Linked DNA regions of Homo sapiens: region 2 is linked to region 1. A link is a loop called in an ENCODE intact Hi-C map of the cell type or tissue named here. Cell type or tissue: sigmoid colon. All regions are shown on one strand.

Region 1 (8,000 bases):
TGTGCTTTTGATGTGCATATACATAAACATCTCAATGCCTTAAAGAGCAGTATTGCTGCCAGCATGTCCCACCTCCAGCCCTAAGGCGGTTTTCCCCTATCTCAGTAGATGGAATATACAATCGGGCTTTACACTGAGATATTCCATTGCCCAGGGACGAGCAGGAGACAGATGCCTTCCTCTTATCTCAACTGCAAAGAGGCCTTCCTTCCTCTTTTACTAATCCTCCTCAGCACAGACCCTTTACGGGTGTGGGGCTGGGGGACGGTCAGGTCTTTCCCTTCCCACGAGGCCATATTTCAGACTATCACAAGGAGAGAAACCTTGGACAATACCTGGCTTTCCTAGGCAGAGGTCCCTGCGGCCTTCAGCAGTGTACCGTGTCTCTGGGTATTGGAAGTTAGGGAGTGGTGATGACTCTTAACAAGCATGCAGCCTTCAAGCATTTGTTTAACAAAGCACATCCTGCAGAGCCCTTAATCCATTTAACCCTGAGTTGACACAGCACATGTCTCAGGGAGCACAGGGTTGGGGGTAGGGTTACAGATTAACAGTATCTCAAGGCAGAAGAATTTTTCTTAGTACAGAACAAAATGGAGTCTCTTATGTCTACTTCTTTCTACGCAGACACAGTAACAATCTGATCTCTCTTTTCCCCACAAAAATAGAGAGGGGAAAAAAAGCCCTTAGAAGACATAAATGGCAGAAAGTTGATGATTGGTTTTTTTGTTGTTTTTCTGCCTTTTTTTTTTTTTTTTTTTAGATGTAGTCTTGCTCTGATGCCCAGGCTGGAGTGCAGTGGCGTGATCTAGTCTCACTGCAACCTCTACCTCCTGGGTTCAAGCAATTCTCCTGACTCAGCCTCCCAAGCAGCTGGGATTACAGGCGCGTGCCACCACACTCAGCTAATTTTGTATTTTCAGTAGAGACGGGGTTTCACCATGTTGGCCAGGCTGGTCTCAAACTCCCCACCTCAGATGATCTGCCTGCTTTGGCCTCCCAAAGTGCTGGGGTTACAGGCATGAGCCACCATGCCCGGCCAGTGATTGTTAAAGCTGAGCTATGTGTACATGGAGGCTCACTGTACTATGTCCTCCAATTTTTTGCATATTTGAAATTTTCCATTATATAAAGTTAAGCATTATAGATCTTTATGTTGTGGTACTGGTCCATGGACAGATGAGTAACCGTGAAAGAATAGGAAGTCCAGAAATGCACCCTAACACAAGCAGAAATTTAATAAATACAATACAAATGTGGCATTTCAAATCAGTGGGGATTGTTTAAATGTTATTGGGACAACTGGGTAGATATCTGTGAAAAATAAGCTTAGAGGCTGGGTGCGGTGGCTCATGCCTGTAATCCCAGCACTTTGGGAGGCCGAGGCAGGCAGATGGCCTGAGGTCAGGAGTTCAAGACCAGCCTGGACAACATAGTGAAACCCCATCTCTATTAAAATACAAAAATTAGCTGGGCATGGTGGCATGCGCCTGTAGTCCCAGCTATTCCAGTTCCTCGGGAGGCTGAGGCAGGAGAGATGCTTGAACCTGGGAGGCGGAGGTTGCAGTGAGCCGAGTTTGTGCCACTGCACTCCAGCTTGGGCGACAGAGCAAGACTCTGTCTCAAGGAAAAAAAAAAGTTTAGATTCCCACCTTTTACCTTACACCAAAATAAATTCCAGCTGGATAAAAGATGTGACTGGAATAAAAAAATTAAATTGTGAAATCTCTAGAAAGGAATGTGGAAGAGCCATTTTGAAGACATTATAATAGTTCTGGAGTAGGAAAGGTCTTCTGCGTGTGATAAAAAAAACTTGCATGGGGAAAAAAGCATAAATAAAAGATATATGACAATCTGTGAAAAATATTTGCAGTTCACACCACAGACACAGGTCGAATTTCCTTGACATATGAAGAAGTCTGTATGGCGTAGCCATACAATGGAACATCATGCAACAATAAAAAAGAATGAAGTACTGATACATGGTACAACATAGATGAAACTTTATTTATTTATTTATTTATTTATTTATTTGGAAATGGCGTCTTGCTCTGCTGCCCAGGATGGAATGCAGTGGCACGATTTTGGCTCACCGCAACCTCCACCTTCGGGTTCAAGCAGTTCTCTTCCCCTAGCCTCCTGAGTAGCTGGGACTACAGGCGCATGCTGCCATGCCCAGCTAATTTTTTGCATTTTAGTAGAGATGGGGTTTCACCGGGTTGCCCAGGCTGGTAACTCCTGAGCTCAGGCCCTGCCTGCCTCAACCTCCCAAAGTGCTAGGATGACAGGCATGAGCCACTTTGCCCGGCCAGATGAACCTTGAAGCCATTATGTGAAGTGAAAGAAGCCAGCCACAAATGACCACATATTGTATAATTCCATTTATATGAAATGTTCAGAATAGGCAAAACTATGGAGACAGAGAGTTGATTAGTGATTGCTTAGGTGTGGGGGTGTTTGGTGGGGGAGGCATGGAGGTGTATGGTATATGCATGGTGGGGGTGATTGCTAATGGGTACTGGATTTCTTTTGAAAGGGAGACAAAATGTTCTAAAATTAGATTGTGATGACAGTTGCACAGCCCTGTAAACATACTAAAACCACTGAATTGTACATTTCATATGGGTGAATTTTATGGTATGTGGACTGTATCTTAATAAAGCTGTTAACAAAAAATCAATACAAACAAGGCCAAAAACACAAAAGCAAGATGGACAATGAATATAACGAGACAATCCATGGGGAAAGAAGTACCTCTTAGGCCCAGGAAAGATGCTCAACAGTGCTCATAATAAGAGAAATACATTAGCCGGGTGTGGCGACACACACCTGCAGTGCTAGCTACTAGGGAGGCTGAGGCAAGAGAATCACTTGAACCCAAGAGACAGAGGCAGCAGTAAGCTAAGACTGCACCACTGCATTCCAGCTGGGGCAACTAAGTGAGACCCTGTGAAAAAAAAAAAACAGAGAGAGAAAAAAATATAAGACCGAGCATGGTGGCTCATGCCTGTAATCCTAGCACTTTGGGAGGCTTAGATGGGAGTATTGCTTGGGCCCAGGAGACCAGTTTAGGCAACAAAGTGAGAAGGGTATCTCTACAAAAAAATCAACAAAATTAGCTGGGTGTGGTGGCATGTATCTGTAGTCCCAGCTACTTGGGAGTCTGAGGTGGGAGGATTGCTTGAGTCTGGGAGGTTGAACCTGCAAAAGTGATATAAAAGTCCAATGAGTATCATTTTCACCTGTTCAGCTGGGAAATTTCAAACAAAGTATGATAATGTGCTCTTGGTCTGACTGTAAGGAAACGCTGTACACTGATGGTGGAAATCAAGACAGTTCAGCCTCTGAGAAGGGCGATTTGGTAATATCTATACAGTTAACATATTCATATCCTTTCTCCCAGCCTGGAGCTACCATGTGCCCATGAACTGTCTTCTAGGCTTGTTTGCTATGAGATAATGAGGCCTTACATAATTAAACTTTTATTATGTTGGGTTTTCTGGTCTGTGAGACCAAAATGAAAACTGATAATTGTAGCAATTCCACTTCCAGGAATTTATTCTAACATGTTTTCCCTACGTGTTTTTCATAGCAATGAATTGGGAACCACCCACATTTCCATCTAAAGAAGAGTAGTTAAATACGTTATGGCGCCTCCATGTACTGCCATGCAGGGAATACAGTATTGCTTTACAAAGGAATGACGATGCTCTTCATGTGCGATGGACAATGATCTCCAAGATGTGTTGTTAAGAGCCCCATGTAAGGTCGGGCACAGTGGCTCACGCCAGTAATCCTAGCACTTTGGGAAGTCACGGTGGGCAGATCGCTTGAATGCAGGAGTTCGAGACCAGCCTAGGCAACATGGCAAGATCCTGTCTCTACAAAAAAACACAAAATTTAGCCAGGTATACTGGCATGCACTTTTAGTCCCAGCTACTTGGGAGGCTGAGGTGAGAGGATTACTTGAGCCTGGGAGTTGGAGGTTGCAGTAAGCCAAGATCACACCACTACAATGCACTCCAGGCTGGGTGACAGAGTGAGATCCTGTCTAAAAAAAAAAAAGAAAAGAAAAATCCTTGCGTATGATATGCTACTATTTATGTAAAAGCTAAAATATATGTATATTTTATACTTGTAAATATAGAGAAAATCTCTGGGTGGAGATGTGGAAAGTGATAATTGTGTGGTAGAGGGCTAGGGTGTGAGAGACTCACTTTTCACTGCATATCCTTTTTGTGCCTTTTGAATTTTATACCATGTGTAAATTGACCTATTCAAAATGATAAGCAGAATAAAGGATGCCACGCCAGGAAGATGGTGCACCTTGAGAATAGGACTGTCTCTACTTGCACTTCACAACTATCAGATATGGCTCCAGATATGCAGCTTCTCCGAAACACCAGGGGAATTCGAAAAGCACAGTCTTATTGCCCAAACGCTGGGTTATGGTCCTGGAGATGGATTCTAATTTGCCATGTGCCTTTAGGTGGGTTACTTCCCATCTCTGAACCTCTGCTGGACCACCTGACTCCTAGGGGCCTTCCAGATCTCAGGCTCTGATTCTGCTGCTCAGCCAATACAAGGCTCACTAGACAGCCACCAGATGGCGCTCTGACCCTGCTTCCAAAGTGAGATGAGGCTGGGCCCATCCAGCTTTTACAAATGATGGGTGTCACTGGAGGGAATTTTAATATTGAAAGTATCAAAAAGGTCACTTCTGTAATCCCAGCACTTTGGGAGGCCGAGGTAGGGGGATTGCTTGAGCCCAGGAGTTAGAGACCAGCCTGGGTGATATAGCAAGTCCCTTATCTCTATTTATTTATTTAGAGACGAAGTGTTGCTCCTTGCCCAGGCTGGAGTGCAGTGGTGCAATCCCGGCTCACTGCAACCTCTGCCTCCCGGGTTCAAGGGATTCTCCTGTCTAAGCCTCCCAGGTAGCTGGGATTACAGGCCTGTGCCACCATGCCCGGCTAATTTTTTTTTTGTATTTTTAGTAGAGACGGGGTTTCACCACGTTGGCCAGGCTGGTCTCAAACTCCTGACCTCAAGTGATCCACCCGCCTCCGCCTCCCAAAATTCTGAGATTACAGGCATGAACCACCCCACCTGGCACCCCCATCTCTATTAAAAAAAAAAAAGAAAGCATCAAAAAGGGTGTGATTCAGGGAGCTGCATAAAACAAAAAGAGGTGCTGAGGGCTGAGTTTCTCCAGGAGTCAGATGGTGGAGGACACAGTCAAGTGCCCTCAACCAGGAGGGCAGGGTGGCCTAGCGTAAGAGGCTGGCAAGACTGCAGGCTGGCAGGAGGTTTCAGCCTCCCTGTGAGCTGGGGAGGCCTTGGCTGGGGCAGAGAGCCATGAAGGGCATGGGCTGTGGAATCAGGGGCGGGCAGGTCTGTTGACCTCTCTGAGCTTGTTCCCATCTGTAAAATGGGGTAATTCTGTCACCTGTGATATTGATTGTCATTCTTTTAATAGTGTTTGTTCTTGAAACATTAGAAAGCTCAGTAAATGTAGCTGTTATGTCTATGGGTAACGGGGAAGCTGCCTCTACAGAGGACACCTTTTCTTGGGGCTTGATATCCAGGCTCCTAGCCCAGAGGGTAGGCACGAGGGCTTCTTGGAGGAGGGAGATCCCCCGTGTGAGGCAGCGGTACTCTGTAGGAGCTGATCATTGCTGGGCTCAGAAAGAATTCCCTAGTTGTCTAATGTACGGCAAACACCGCAATTACTTTTGCACCAACCTAATAGATATCTCCTGGTTTTTCCTTTTTATGTGGACATGTGAGGAAAGTCCTATGTATCTTTGCCTTAAAATGGTTCTGTTTAAATGTTATAAAATATAAATGCTATGGATTAAAAAGAGCGGGTGGCCTTTTTAAGACATTTCTGGCTGAAGCCAGCATTGAAACTGCTGGAAACCACTAGGGCTGTTAATGTGTGATTTTTAGCGACTCCGGGCAAAGCGACCTTTTCTCCAGAGCAGAGATTGGTGTTAGTGGGGAGGGGTGCCGGCAGGATAAATGCTGCAGTGGGACACTCTTCTCCGGAGTGAAAGTGACCAAGTGGGAGGAGTGTCTGCCTCAGGCCTCTGCACTTCTTCCTCACTTTCTCAGCTGAAGGAATCTTGGAACTATGTGCTTATAGGAAGGGAAATCTTTTTATCCCCCCACGGAAAGGGGCTCTTTGCCCACCACATGAGGTTGTACCTCCTGGAAGAGGCTCCTTGTTAATTCCATCAAGGGGGCATATCAGCTGGCTTTGGCCCTAGTGGAATAGAGTGGAAATTGGTTTTCCTTCCTCAAAAACAGAACTAAAGTCTTTCCTGAGAGCAGCAGATCCCAGTCTTTATTTCTCCAAAACAGTGCTTCCAGAACTTTCCTGTTAAAATGCAGATTCCCAGTGGCCATTACGCAGTGATTCTCGAGAGAGTAGGTCTGGTGACTTGGTCCTGACAGGCCTGGTGGGAAAAAGCAGTTCCAGCTGCTTCAGCCCTCCAGCAGGGGCTGGGGGATGACAAGGACATGGAAAGACCCCAGAGCATGGATGGGAGGGAGCTGGCTCAGGGGCCACAGGGCCCTACCTCAGGGGTGCAGGCTGAGCAGGCAGGTAGGGCAACACTATCCCAAAGCAAATAGCAGTAGCAGGGCGGCCTCTAGGTCTGAGGGGAAGGAGGTGGAGTGGGAGAACATTGCATTTGCAGTCCAAGCTCTGCTCCTTACCTCCTGGGCGACCTCAGACAAGTCACTCAGCCACTTGGGCCTCACCTGTAAGTTGGGCATGGTGATTCCTGCCTGGCATCTGATAGAAACTCAACAGAGGTAGTGGTTTTCTTCCTTGTATTAGATCATCTGAACTTGGCCCGCAGGCCCCTCGGGCAACAGGCCTCAGAGTGTCTCTTGCGCTGTGAGAATAGGGGAGGTAGTGAGCTAGGCCTATGCCCTTTGTAACAGTACCCACACATACCCCTGCCCCTGCTGCGGACCTCCTTGGCTCACCTGTCCCGATCGCTCCCGGATTGTTGGTCTCTTATGGCAACTGAAAGTACAGATGGTCATGACCGCCTCCTGGGTCCTTATCAGGCCTCAGTTTCCCTAGGGGTGAAATGAGGCAGGCTGAGATGCCTCTGGGGCTCCTTCCAGCTCTGGCCAAATCTTGCATGAGGATTTGTTCTGCTCTGTGCTGACTGAGGCAGGGAAGGGGAACCATGTCATCCTTCATGGCCCTGCTGCAGGTGTCCCCTGGGGACCTCGGCTGACTTCCTGACTGCTTTCAGGGTCTCCTCATGAACATGAGGCTTTGTCTGAATGCCATGGTCAGATTTTTCACCATGAACCAACCAGAAGGAAGGGGAGAAGTCCTCTCCATGATTGTCCAAATCAGAGTGGCTTTTTGGCTTTAGCCTGGCTCTGTTACTTTTCTGGTGTGACTCTGAGCTTATCTGAGCTTTCTGTATCGATCCTCCTTATTAGCAAATGGAGGGGAGGAAGAGGTGGTCCCTGTAGGTCCTTTCTATAAAGGCAGGCATACTTGGTCCCACTGTGAGACTCTGTACATTTCCACTGAAGATCCATTCCTCACGCTTTGAGGGCCCTTTTTGAGGCTGGCTGGGGAGCCGAAGCTCCCCCTTCCTAAGCATTTTAGCCGTGGGGTTTAGACAGGTCCACTGGCCTAGTGGAAGCATGAAGCCCTCATTCACAGAGTGGGCACGATTTTGACTGCCTTGCCCACCTCACAGGTTCAGAGAGTGGACAGAAGGAAGGGTCCACTAGAAAGTAAGTACTGTGCTGGTATGGTCGATTACGAGGTCCATTTTTGCAGCCCAGAGCAGGGGGAAGTGGGAGCTGCTGTTCACTTTTGATGCTTGGATTGGGATGGCCTGACAGCAGCCTGGCCCCGGCAGTGATCTGCCCTCAGCATCCTGGAGCCCCAACCACTCCCAGCCATGGGCTGACCCCATGGGAGGTGGCGTCCTAGGGGTGGGTTGTGGGCCTTCCGA
Region 2 (8,000 bases), 140 kb after region 1:
ATTAGAAGAGGGAAGCCAGTTAAAGGACAGGCTTGCAGGAGAGACAGCTCATCTCAGGTGGAAGTGACCATGAGCGACGAGAGAGCAAGAGAGGGAGAGGTGAGAAGAGGGTGGGCCCCGGGGTGGGGGTGATGTGCTATGCCACCTCTGCAGGGCCCGGCCACCCACGAGACAGGGGTGCTGGGGAGTGCAGGGAGAGAAAGAAGGCTTGGTGAGATCTGTGCCAAACCACTGTTTCCAGGTTGGTGGTTTGCACTGGAGTGAGGCTGGGTGTGGTCTGCGCTTCACACCACTTCTCCCCACAGCCCCCATCGCATCGCCACCCCTGTTGGGTGGCAGGCTCTGTCCAGGCAAGGATGGGGCAGCCTGGGAGTCAGCCTGACAGCATCTGGTGTCATGTCTCTGCCATTTAGTGGCCCTGGGAGTTCGATCAGGTCATTTAGTGGATGTAGTCTAAGGATTGTCCACGGAGAAACCCAGGCAGCTTATTCAGATACAGACTCTTGGGCCTTAGGCCTAGAGGTGCTGACTCGGAAAGTCTATGCTAGGGTTAAGGCATCTGAATTTTGTTTCAAATTCCCTGTGGGACTCAGACACACAGCCAATGTGTTAGTGCCTCTGTCATTCTCTAGCCTCAATTGCAGAGCGAGGTGAAATGTAGGTAGGTACACAGCACGTGAGCCCCCTTCTCACCCCCTTCTCACCAGACCCACTCTCCTTTTTTTTTTTTTTTTTTGAGACAGAGTCTAACTCTGTTGCCCAGGCTGGAGTGCAGTGGTGCAATCTCAGCTCACTGCAACCTTCCCGTCTCCTGGGTTCAAGGGATTCTCCTGCCTCAGCCTCCTGAGTAGCTGAGATTACAGGCATGCGCCACCAAGCTCAGCTAAGTTTTGTATTTTTAGTAAAGGTGGGGTTTCAACATGTTGGCCAGGCTGGCCTTGAACTCCTGACTTCAGGTGATCCACCCGTCTCAGCCTTGCAAAGTGCTGGGATTACAGGCGTGAGCCATCGCGCCCGGCCAGAGCTGCTCTCCTTTGAGTCCCCTGGAGATTTCACGTGGAGGTGACATTCACATCAGCCTGGCTGGCCAGCCAAGCCTCTGGCCAAAGTCAGCATCTGAAGAGCCAGAACACACATTTCTGCTGCCCTCCGGCAGGCAGGGTGAACCCCTGGACACACGCTGGCCCAGGTAACAGCTTTGCTTGGAGCTCAAAATGAACAGCTCTACCAGAGCCAGGAGTGTTGGTGGTGCTGGTGGTGCTGATGGAGGACAGGTGAAGTGGGGTGGGGGTTATTCATGGTAGCAAATGTTTATCCGGGTCCTGGCAGTGCCAGGTGTTTTGCAAATATAATCTCATTCGAGCCCCACAAAACCCTGTGAACAAGGCTATGACTTTACCCATTTTACAGATGGGGAAATGGAGGTCACACAGCTTGTTTTGTTGTGTTGTTATCTAGGAATTTGAATATTGTTTAATGTGTTATAAGATATTGTAGAGTTGATCACAAGCTATTAAAAATGGTAATGTACAAACGTGGATAGATATTTATCTACAATACGGGTAAGTTTTGTTTCTCCTGTAATAGATGTTGATGAACAAGTGAGGGGACAATTGATTTTTGGTTATCTTTTTTGTTCTTTTTTGCTCGGGCAAGTTGCACTATTAAAATATTGAGATTGTATAAATATAGTCAAAAGCTGCAAGATGGGAAAATCTTGTAGATGTCAAATAAGAAGTCATTATACTAACTTTTTAGAGTCAATCTGACTCCAGAGCCTCTGCTCGCTCCACTGCCTACCCCAAATCTCCCACAACGCAAGACCAGGCTTCTAGGTGGCCCCCAAAACCTCAGGCCTGCAGTCCTTTGAGCTCCACCTAGGAGAGGTAGTTAGGGCAGATGGCTCTTTGGGAAGTTTCCTCCAGGGAGTGGCAGGTACCTGTTGGCCTGGAATCTGGGGAGGACTGGTTTGGTGGGTCTGAGTCAGGTTCAAGCCACATGATCCCATGGCTGTTTAATAATATTTAACATTTTTACTGCCTTTCTTCCCTATTTGTTCCATTAGCGATCCGCCTCCAGCTGCCGGCAGGACACATCCTTAGCCTGACCCTGCCAGCCCATCTGTCACTAGGAGACAGCTCCCATTTGAGCCTCTCTGTTTTTAGACTTCAGGAAGGTTGAGCATCTCAAACACAGGGGCTATCCCTTTCTTATAAATAATTAGCAGGAAAGATGCCTCCAGGGCCCCGGACAATAGAGGAAGTGCATTCACCTAAATAAATTTCTCACCCTCCATGCTCCCTGGACCCCAGCGCCCCAGAAATGAAAATTTCAGGGTTCTTTCTACCTGGGGAGGGTCATACCAACCAGCTAGAGTCTCTGAGGGGTTTCAGAGTCCAAGTTAAACCCCACTGCTGCCTTCTCCTCCTTCACATTTTTATTCCCTGGAAGGGAAAGAGACAGCTTGAGGGGCGCGGGAGGAGGGGGGAGTCCTCTGGCCCTGCCTCTTTTCTCATTCCCCTGAACAGCTTTTCCCTGAATCCTCCACCACATCTCCCTCCCTTCTGGATTTGGCCTCGGCTTTGCTCCCCTCTGTCTTCTTCCTGGTTTCTCCTTCCGAGCCCTTTGTCCGTCCTGCCTCCCAGCCTCACTGTCCTGTCCTAGCTCTTGTCATAGCACTTTGCGTGCGCTTGATTGAGATACTTCCCCACGCTGTCTGGTTCTGAAGAAACATCTGTAAGTGCCTAGGCTGAGTTTCTTGGAGTGCAGTGGCAGCGTCTGCATCATTTTGGGGGGCCCCAGGACTCAGCGCAGTGTCTGTTGCTCAGTACCTCACCCTGATGCATTTGCGGCAAGGACTTGAAGTTCAGACGATGAGCTTTGTGTCTTCATTCCCAAAGGAAGAAGCCACATCATTCGCCCTCCCCCGCGCCTCCCCCCTGCCCTTGGCCTGTTCTCTGAGTAACTGCGGGCTGGCAGGGTCATGGGACTCATGGCGATTCCTCAAACCCCGCCTGCATGGTAGGTGGGAGTGTGATTTTGAAACATTTTCTTGGGAAACAGTTAATTAAATGCTCGATGGAGTCAAAAGTAGCACTGTAGTTGGGCATTTGAATTCAGAATTTGAGTCCTGACCTTCGTTTGGCTAGTTGCTTTCCTTCTTTGGGCTTGAGCTGTTTCCTCTCTTTGTAAAATGAAGTGATAATATCGACCCTGCATTTGCAAAATGAAGTGATAATATCGTCCCTGCCACCTGCCTGCAAGGTCGTCACAGCCTGCACACAGTAGGTGCTCACTTGTTGGGTCTGTGAACTGACTGAATGATGCTGACCCAACACTGCCACCTTCTGGTAGAGATACTCTAGTGCTGAAGGGTGAATCCTGGTTCAGACCCAGAACTAGGAATTCCTCCTAGGCAGTGAGATGAAGGAAGAAGAGCCTTCCCTGAAAGGGCGTCCACTCCCCTGTTCGCAGGTGAGTCCAGCAACTTCATCTACCTGTGGCGTCCAAGTCACCGTGGGTGGTGATAAGCTCTTCCATTTCCTCCGGGCAGCCACTTGCAGGTAGCCCAGGAGCACAGGGTGGAATGGGTTCCACCATCCACCAGCTGATACACTTTCCCCCGGTGACTGACTGCCAACAAGGGGTGAAGGACATTTTTTTTTTTACTTGAACAAACATTAAAAACCTTTCTTTTTTTAAAAAATTCAAGCATTTAATGCTATTAATTTCCATGTATACATTGCTTTCACTGAATACCACAAATTTTCATATGTTATGTTTTCATTTTCACTTAGTTCAAAATAATTTCTAATTATTCATGATTTCTTTGACTTTGAGGGTTTTCAAGAATCTTTTTATTATTGATTTCTAATTTAATTTTGTTGTGTTCAAATAACATTTTCTGTATGCTTTAAATCCTCTTAAATTCATTGAGATTGGTTTTATAACCCTGAATATGGTCTATCTTGGTAAATATTCTAAGTACACTTGGAAAAAAATGTATATTCTGCTGTGTGGGGTGGCGTGTTCTGTAAAATATCAATTGGGTCCCGTTGATTGGTAGTCTTTTTAAGTCTTTCATATCCTTAATGATTTTTAGAGGTCCTACTTGTTCTATCAATCATTGGATGTTAAACTCTCCAACTATAATTGTGAATTTGTCTTCTTGAAAAGGATTCAAAATGAGGGGAAAAACCCTTTATGTTTACTCACCTACTTATGATTTCTAATATTCTTCATTCCTTTGTGCAGAAACAGGCTTCCTTCTGGAATTTTCCTTCTGTCAGAAGGACTTCCTTTTATATTTTTTGTAGCTCTGGTTTACTGCTGATGCATTCACCCAGGTTTTGTTTGTCTGGGGGAAAAAAAGAGTATTTTGTCTTCAGATTGGAAAGGTATTTTTGCTGGGTATAGAAGAGTAGAATAAGAGACTTTTTTCTTTCTCTCAGAGAGTAAAATATATCGCTCCATTGTCTTCTGGCTTGCTTAGTTTCTGATAAGAGACCTAGTGTCATTTTTATCTTTGTTCCTCTCTACCTGTGTGTTTCCTGCCTCTGGAGAAAGATTTTTCTTCTTCTTTTTATTTATATTTTTTAAACAGGGTCTTGCTCTGTCACCCAGGCTGGAGTGCAGTGGCATGATCATAGCTCACTGCAGCTTCGTTCTCCTGAGCTCAAGCAATCTTCTTGCCTCAGCCTCCCAGGTGGCTGGGACTGCAGGCGTGCACCACCATGCCCAGGTAATTTTTTTATTTTTAGTAGAGACAGGGTCTTGCTAAACTGCCCAGACTGGTCTCGAACTCCTGGGCTCAAGCGATCCTCCTGCCTCTGCCTCCCAAAGTGTTGGGATTCCAGGCATGAACCACCATGTCCAGCTCTGATTTTTCTTCTTATTACTGCTTTTTAGCAGTTTGATTATGCTGTGCATTGATGTAGTTTTCTTCATATTTCTTTCTTTTTTTTTTTTTTTTTAAGGTATGCTCTTGCTCTGTTGCCCAGGCTGGAGTGCAGTGGCACAATCTTGGCTCATTGCAATCTCTGCCTCCTGGGCTCAAGTGATCCTCCCACCTCAGTCTCCTGAAGAGCTATGACTACAGGCGCACACCACCACACCTGGTAAATTTTTGTATTTTTTTAAAATAGAGATAGGGTTTTTGCCATGTTGCCCAGGCTGGTCTTGAACTCCTGGGCTCAAGTGATCTGCCTGCCTCAGCCTCCGAAAGTGCTGGGATTACAGGCATAAGCATGGGTCTGTTTTCTTTAGCTGATTTTTCTACTGGTTGTGGGTCTTATTTTCCTTCTTTTTTTGCATGATGGATAATTTTTTACTGGATGCTAAACACTGTAAATTTTGTATGGTTAGGTGTTTAATTTTGTTGCATTCATTTAAATGTTACTGAGTTTTGTTCTTGGATGCTGTTTTGTTACTGAAATCATTGATATTTTCAAGTCCAGCTTTTAAGATTTAGTAAGACAAGACTGTGTACCTTTCACCCTGTATTCACATCAGGGAAAGCTGGGTGAAAGGTATACAGGACCTGTATACCTATTATATTTTTATATAGGTATTTTTATATTTACTTTATTTTTCAAAACTAAGAAATAAAAATTAGTGCTTGCATTGTATTAATGCAATACAAACTTTGCTCGGCTTGCACTAGTTTTCCACTCATGTTTTTTGATCTGTGTCAGGATCCCCTCCAGGGTCCCACCTTCCATTTAGTCATTGCGTGTTTTTCGTTCCTCTGATCTGTGATAGTTTCTCAGTCTCGCTTTTCCATGATTTTTTGGAGAGCACAGACCAGGTGTTTTTGTAGAACATCTTTCAACTTGGGTCTGTCAGATGTTTTCTCATAATTAGACAGAAGTAATGGATTTGTGCAAATACCACAGAAGTGAACCCCCCCACCCCACCCCGTTTTTTAGAGACAGGGTCTTGCTCTATCGCCCATGCCACAGTGGAGCGATCATAGATCACTGCAGCCTTGGACTTCTGGGCTCAAGTGATCTTCCCCTTTTACCCTCCCGAGTAGCTAGGACTACAGGCACAGAACACCACACCAGCTTATTTTAATTTTTTAGAGATGGGATCTCACTATGTTGCTTAGGCTGATTTCGAATGCCTGTCCTCAAGTGAGCCTCCCGCCTCAGCCACCCAAGCTCGAGATTACAGGCGTGAGCCACTGCACCTGGCCTGAACCGCCCTTCTCATTGCATCATACCAGGGGATACCTGACATCAACATGACCTATTACTGGTGATATTAACCTTGATCATTTGGTGAGGATGGTATTTCTAAGTTTCTCCACTGTAAAGTTATTTGGTAGACAGAAGCTAGAAAATATAGGTATGTATACTAACCCATGTATACTACACATCAATATTTATTTTGTATCTATCCATCTGTACATGTAGTAAAATACCCATTAGTTCATATTGATGTCTCTGACTAATCCAGTACCATATCTAGCCTTCCCTCTTGCTTCTTTATAACTTATTTTATCTTACTTATAACTTGTTATTTATTTATGTATTTGTTCACTCTTTGTATACTTGTGGTAAGAATTGCTAATCCATAACCCTGTGAGAATCAAATTGACTCCCTAGAATACACTCCCTAGAATACTCCCTGGAATGACTCCCTAGAATACTCCCTAGAAGTTTATTTATATTATTTTGGTCTTTAGACTACGTACCTGGTCAAACACCACCTTTCAAAGTTACTTGGTCACTTCCTCTTCTTCCACTCCTTTCAGGAAGGTTTTGTCATGCATTTGTAATACAGTTGGTTTCATTTGCCATGACCTGTATTCCATCCTGGATTCTCTATCATCCCATATTGTCTTTGATTTGCATCCAGTAAAGTTCACTCTGTGGTGTACAGTTCTATGGGTTTCCAGAAATGCATAAAGGCATGGCTTCTATCTGCACCACAGCACCCTAGAGAACAGTTCCATCACCCCCAAAATTTCCTTTGTAGTGAACTCATTCCCCCTCCCACAACCACTGACAGCTATGATCTGTTTTCCAGCCCTATGGTTTTACATTTTCTGGGATGGACTCATACAATATGTAGCCCTTTGTGTCTGACTTCTTTTATTTAGCAAAATGCATTGAAGAATCATCCACGTTGTTTCATTAATCAATGGTTCTTCATTTTTATTGCTGAGTAGTATTCCATTGCATGAATGCACCATGGTTTGTTTATCCATTCACCTGTGGAAGTACCTAGTGATTATTATGGCTTGCCTTTTCATTGTCTTAATTATGTATTTTGAGCAATGTAATTTGAAAATTTTTAATATACTCCAATTTATGAGTCTTCTCCTATGGTTTGTGCTTTTGTATATTGTTAAACAGTCTTTGCCCCCGAGATTATGAAGATATCCTCCTGTGATAGTTACCTAATGTTTTATTTTAGTCCTACATATTAGATCTATGATCAGTCTGGATTTGATTTTTGTGTATGGTGTGAGGTAGGATTATAAAGATTCATTTTTTCCCCATATGAATGTCCACTAAACCCAACATCACTTATGGAAAAGACTGTCCCTTCCCCCACAGCATTGCCATGTTATCTTTGTCATAAATCAGGTAGCCATATATGTGTGGGTCTGTTTCTGGAGTCTCCATTATGGCCATTGATCTATTTGTCTATCCTTGAACAAATACCATACCACATTAATTACTAAAGGCTTAGCATGCATATATATATATATATATATATATATATATATATATATTTTTTTTTTTTTTTGACATGGTCTCACTCTGTCACTCAGGCTGGAGTGCAGTGGCACAATCATGGCATGCTGCAGCCTCAGCCTCCTAGGCTCATTGATCCTTGTACCTCAGCCTCCCAAGTACCTGGAACTACAGGCGTGCAAGACCATACCTGGCCAATTTTTAATTTTTTTTGTAGAGACAGGGTCTCATTATGTTGCCTAGTCTGGTCTCAGACTCTGGACTGAAGCAATCCTCACCCTTTAGCCTCCCAAA

Evidence for each region. Peaks named below come from ENCODE experiments on the same cell type or tissue, not always from the same donor. Only the 100,000 strongest peaks of a DNase experiment are listed, where the experiment ranks them.
Region 2: it touches region 1 in a loop (12-fold over the local background); 107 of 110 quality-filtered maps call a loop at or near these places.

What each region holds. Positions count from the first base shown.
Region 1 is chr2:26,742,526-26,750,525 of GRCh38, reverse strand. No RefSeq gene overlaps it. Among named protein-coding and RNA genes, the nearest start is that of SLC35F6, 18 kb to the left of the region's middle. RefSeq lists enhancers at 1-481, 7,570-8,000. In sigmoid colon, a CTCF peak has its summit at 4,605 (motif pointing right); a DNase peak (open chromatin) is centred at 4,615.
Region 2 is chr2:26,600,976-26,608,975 of GRCh38, reverse strand. All of the region lies in intron 3 of CIB4 (calcium and integrin binding family member 4), which reads left to right. Among named protein-coding and RNA genes, the nearest start is that of CIB4, 36 kb to the left of the region's middle. In sigmoid colon, a CTCF peak has its summit at 3,381 (motif pointing left); no DNase peak of the experiment used is centred here; H3K27ac peaks cover 315 bases.